Regions from separate parts of the Homo sapiens genome. Here region 2 is linked to region 1. A link is a loop called in an ENCODE intact Hi-C map of the cell type or tissue named here. Cell type or tissue: Caco-2. All regions are shown on one strand. Each heading gives the region's core, and the rest is flanking DNA. Links, peaks and the distances in the headings are about the cores only.

What was found. Peaks named below come from ENCODE experiments on the same cell type or tissue, not always from the same donor. Only the 100,000 strongest peaks of a DNase experiment are listed, where the experiment ranks them.
Region 2: it touches region 1 in a loop (10-fold over the local background); 6 of 110 quality-filtered maps call a loop at or near these places.

The regions. Positions count from the first base shown.
Region 1 is chr9:104,680,931-104,683,866 of GRCh38, reverse strand. The region is part of intron 2 of LOC107987105 (a long non-coding RNA gene); the gene reads left to right. Among named protein-coding and RNA genes, the nearest start is that of OR13D1, 12 kb to the left of the region's middle. In Caco-2, for the core only: a CTCF peak has its summit at 1,125 (motif pointing right); no DNase peak of the experiment used is centred there.
Region 2 is chr9:104,393,382-104,396,317 of GRCh38, reverse strand. No RefSeq gene overlaps it. Among named protein-coding and RNA genes, the nearest start is that of OR13F1, 110 kb to the left of the region's middle. In Caco-2, for the core only: no CTCF peak of the experiment used is centred there; a DNase peak (open chromatin) is centred at 1,222.

The DNA of each region.
Region 1 (2,936 bases), core at 106-2,605:
CAATCCATTGCCTAAAAAAGTTTTCTATTGCACTCTTTATCTACTATTATTTTTATTGTTCTTTGTGAAAAGAACAGTTCTCCGAGGTAAGCAGCAACTGAAATTATCACCTCCAAAAAGAAATTTAAAACATATTTTTCCTAGAGTGTACAGTTAGCTGCAGGAGAGTTGTTCCAAATGCTATTATTGGAAGATTCCATTTTATATTTTATTTATTATTTCCACATCGATGTTATAAGTGAAATAAGCCAAAAAGCTTTATCTGCTTGTACTGTTCTCATCTGAATATGAAATAAAAATAAATGGATCAGGCAGGTTTCTCAATTTTTTTTTTTTTTTTTTTTTTTTTTGCTAAATAACTTGAATAAGATGATGACTGTTCCTTGACAATTTAGTGAACTCATAAGTAAAACTGTCTGGCAGCAGGAACTACTAAGGTTCAATTGAGGTTGATAAAAATAAAGATGCAGTTTTTTTCCCATCCAAGTTACTAGGCCCCTTGAGTTCTATGCCTGGGTGTCCTTTGGGATCAAGAGCCACTGCTCTAGAGAATATACCAAGGAGAGGTTTTCTGGGTCAGTCAGTATATACATTCATCTTTCTTGTAATTTTTGTTAATTTTAAAAGCTTTTTTGTTCATTTGTTTCCTTTGTTTGATTTTGGGTTATATATTCATCTTTGCTAAGTTTCCAAATTTGTACCCTAAATAGAAGTGTATGAGGCTTCACTTTGCATCATATTCTTGCCAATACTTAGTATTGACCAACTTTTAAGTTATTACCAATCTAGTCTGGTCAATTTGGAGTAGTATCTTTTTAAGACTCATGAAACAATAGGTATTGTTTGAAGGGTGGTGAAAAAAATTATATGAGGTGGACATAGGAAGCACTCTGTCTGAGATATTTCTACTTGGTTGTGTCACGTGGTTAGGTTCATGCAAATCTTCAGAAGGAAGCAGGATGGGTGGAGCCAATGTGGGCCCAACAGTTAGTGAGGGCAGTAACTGCATATATACTGTATATGTTTGTAAGTTTTTGGTCCATCCTTACATAGGTACTTTCAGGACTCCTTTGTAAGCGCGGCTGAAGAAATCACAACTTCTATTATATTCTAAGGCCACTAGATGGTGGCATAGACTAGCTTTTTCTTCCTCATTTCTTTTGCCCCATACTTGTAAGTGGAATTGTGGGATCAACTTTACCTGATCTTATTTGCTCTTCAAAATATTAATTCATATGTTCACTGGCAATGAATTGAACTTGATTTCTCCATATTCTTGTCAATACTTATGATGCTATAATTTAGTATCTGACTATTTAGAAAGTATGTAATGTCTCATATTGTCATTATAAATGCATGTTGAATTTTATGAAATTTTCTGCATTTAGTAAAATAGACATGCTTTTTTCTCCTTTAATTGATATTGTTATAAATTAAATTAACATATTTTCTAATGTTAACATTTTCTTGCATCCCTGATATATATTTTACTTGGACATTAGGTATTATTATTTTGTACATTGCTGGATTACATTTGCTAATATTTTATTTAAGGTTTTTGTATCTATGTAGTAGAGTGGCGTATTTTTTCCCTTTTTTAATTGTCCAGTTTTTGTTTCACATGCTTGCTTCGAAAGATTGGTTCCAGAAGATCTTCCTGTTTTTCTATTTTCTGCAACAAATTTAGAGATTTTTTATACTCTTGAACATTTATTAGAATTTTCTAGGGAAATTGTTTGGACCTGGCAATTTTTAAAACAACTGGTTCAAAATTCCTTGTCTTTGTGTTTTTTCCATTCTTTATTTTTTTTTCTAGAGCTTGAATTGGATGCTAAGTGCATAAACTTTCAACTTTTTTTATGTTTAAGCCTATAAATTTTCTTCGAAACAGTTAAACTGAATCAACTAATTTTGATGGTAATTTTGTTGTCCTAAAGTTGTAAATGTTTTATAATTTCCATTGTTATTTTTTACTAATCAATGATTTACTTAGAAATGTGTTTCAAAATTTCCAAATATAAAATATATTTTGAGTTTTTTAATTGATTTCTGATTGTATTTCATTGTGATAAGAAAATGTGGTTGAGTGCTATTAATTGTTCAATATGTATTAAGTCTTGCTTTCTGACCCAAGGAGTCAGTTTTATAAATATATATTCCCCAGTTGTTTGAATATAAAACGATGGATATTACATATTATATATTTTTATCTTCTTCAGATGACTTTTAATCATTGTAGAATTTAAATTTTTTATTTTCACATTTTTAACCCATTAGAGAGAAGTATACATTAAAATCACTCACTTTTATTTTATTTTAAAAATACCATTAAATTTCTTTTTTAATTATTAATTTTTATGAATACAGTAAGTGTATATATTTATAGGGCGCTTGAGATATTTTGATGCAAGCATACAATGTGTAGTAGTCACACTAGGGCAAATGAGGTATCCGTCACCTCAAGTATTTATCTTTTCTTTGTGTTGCAAACAATCCAATTATATCCTTTTAGTTATTTTAAAAGTACGATAAATTACTGTTGATTGTAGTCATCCTCTTGTGCTATCAGATTCTAGATTTTATTTATTCTATCTAACTATATTTTTCTGCAGATCAACCATCCTTAGTTCTCCCTCACTTTATGCTTCCCAGCCTCTGGTAACCATCGTTCTACTCTCTACTTCCTTGAATTCAATTGTTTTAATTTTTAGCTCCCACAAATAAGTGAGAACATGTGGTTTGTCTTTCTGTGTCTAGCTTACTTCACTTAACATAATAACCTCCATTTCCATCCATGTTGTGCAAATGACAGGATCTCATTATTTTTTATGGCTCAATAGTACTCCATTGTGCGTATGTGCCACATTTTCTTTATCCATTTATCTTTAGTGGACATTTAGGTTGCTTCAAAATTTTGGCTATTTTGAATAGAGTTG
Region 2 (2,936 bases), core at 113-2,612, 290 kb after region 1:
GCAGCAAAAGCAAAACTAGACAAATGGTATTGCATCAAATTTAAAAGCTTCTGCACAGCCAAAGAAATGAATAACAGTGAAGAGGCAGCATGCAGAATGGGAGAAAGTACTTGCAAACCATACATCTGATAATGGGTTCATATCCAAAATACATAAGGAACTCAAACAATTCAATAGTAAGAAAACAAAGAACCCGGTTTAAAAATGGGCAAAGAACCTGAGTAGACATTTCTTTAAAGAATACATAGAGGCTGGGTGCGGTGGCTCACACCTCTAATCTCAGCACTTTGGGAGGCCGAGGCAGGTGGATCATGAGGTCAGGAGTTCAAGACCAGGCTGGCCAAGATGGTGAAACCACGTCTCTACTAAAAATACAAAAATTAGCCAGGTGTGGGGGCGGGCACTTGTAATCCCAGCTACTCAGAAGGCTGAGGCAGAGAATTGCTTGAACCCTGGAGGCAGAGGTTTCAGTGAGGTGAGATCACGCCACTGCACTCCAGCCTGGGCAACAGAGTGATAGTTCATTTCCAAAAAAAAAAAAAAACAAAAAAAAACAAAAAAGCATACAAATGGCGAAAAAGTATATGAAAAAATGCTCAGCATCAGTAATCATCAGGGACATGCAAATTATAAACACAATGTGATATTACCTCACACGTGTTAGAATGGCTGTTATCAAAAAGTCAGATGATAGTAAGTGTTGGTGAGGATGTGGAGAAAAGGGAACCCTTGTACACTTTTAGTAGGCTTGTAAATTGGTACAGTCATTTTTGAAAATAGTATGGAGATTCCTCAAAAAATTAAAAATGGAACTACCATATGATCCAGCAATCCCAGTTCTGGATATATATCCAAAGGAAATGAAAACAGTATATTATATATGCACTCCCATATTCATTGATGTATTCTTTTTAATGCATTTTTCTGTAGGGAGACCCCCTGAAACTATTGCTACGGAATAAAAGATGAAATGCTCCTGATTATTGTAAATACAAAATTGCATGCAGAATTGTGTAACGACAACCCAGGTTGGACTGCCAGAATGAGCCAACAGCACGTGATGTGCTTGCCCCTGCAGAGAGCCTATGAATGGACGTGCAGTCAGGGAGGTTTCATATCACCAAGATTCCTATCCCAGAAAAGCAGATGTTCATAGCTCTGGGAATGGAATGAGACCCTTGTGGAGAGCCTATAAACGGACGCATGGGGGCGCCTGTCGATATGGATAAGATAGGGCTATAGACGCCCTCATCTTGCCATGGCTCTTCTAGGCCTCTTTAGGGTTAAGGCATACTCCCTTCTGAGAATTTCTGGTCTAACCCGTTGTCTAGCTTCACGTCCTGTTTCTATGGATTGTTTGTAACCAGCTTTTGCTGCAACTGTTACTGCTGATTAATATCTTGCTAATCATAGGTTATGGAAAGACTAAGTTTCTGTTTTAAGGCTCTGTTAGAAATTACTGATGCACACACTATATTGTAAATTCTTATCCCTGTATACTGTACTTCTGCATACAGATGTTATGTTAAAGAATTACTTCATCCCCATGTGACCATCTCACCTCATAATCAAATGACCGTAAATCCCTCACTAACCTACCCCTGACCTCACTAAACTTAATAATAAATGCTGGTATATCCAGTGCATTGTTGGCACCATGGGACTAGAAGGCAGCGACCCCCCTGGACCCAGCTTTCACTATCTTGTGTGTGTCTATTATTTCTCAACCTGCCGATCCGCCTAGGAACAAAGAGAGAGCCCCATTGCATTGTGGGCTGCTGGCCAGATCCCACAATATTTTTGCATTAAATTAGAACATTCTAATTTACAACTATAGTTATCAGGAAGGACGATAGTGTTCAGTGTCTCTGTTAGATGGTTCTAGAGATTCAGATTCAAATGGACCCAAAATGTATAGATAGATTTTTTTTTTCAGAGACTACTTGACACTCTGTAATTTCATCTCAAAAGCTGAAAAGTAAAATGTCTGAACATGAAACATAATAGTGAATGGGTCTCTATCAACTCCTTGTTTTAAACATCTCTGATAACTTCCCTTCAGATTTTGAGTAAACATGCCTCATAATATATACAAACAACTTTATTCTCCAGCAGGTTAAAAAAAAATTAGGTATTGTGAAAGAGTGAAACTGTCAGGCATCAATCCATCTGCACATGGTTTAGTTTTCTCATGAAAACTTAATACAGTATCCTTAACCCGAAAAACATATATTTTAGCACCAGTATCATAGGTTCAGACTGCGCTAGGTCCTGCTCATATTGAGAGGCACAGTATAGCTAAGTAACTTAAAATCCTGGAAATGATCTGGCATTATTAGAAATGTTTCATCTAATAGCTCATTTCACTTACTTAGGTGCCTCTATAATCAGTGTTCTTAGATACAATAAAGCATTTATTCACATAACACCTTGGGACGTATGCACTGTTCAATCATATTAACAATTATCTTCTTCTCTTTTGACTGTGCATTGAGATTAGGAGTAGGCTGTAGGCTGGACAGCTTGGGTTTGAACCCCTGCTCCTTCACTTACTTGCTGTGAGGCTGTGGACAACTTCCTTAACCTCTCAGTTTCTGCATTGATAAGCCAAAGAGCCTACCAGATAGTAAAAACTTCATAGGTCATTATAGGAATTCAGTTAGTTCATATAAAGGTGCTTGATACATAATAAATGTTCAGTGCATGTTATCCATTGTTGTATACGAATAACACAAAGGCTAAGAAGTTACTCAAATATCAGTGATTTTATTTAATTGTGAAGTGAAGCATGTGTAGTACATGTAGTTTTAATTTCTTCTAAATAATTATGCTTTATTAATGAGAACTCTTTCTGATGCAAATTGAAAGAAAACAATCTTATAACTTGCTTAATTAGAAAAAAAAGAATGCATTGTCTTAAACAAACTGCAGTCCTA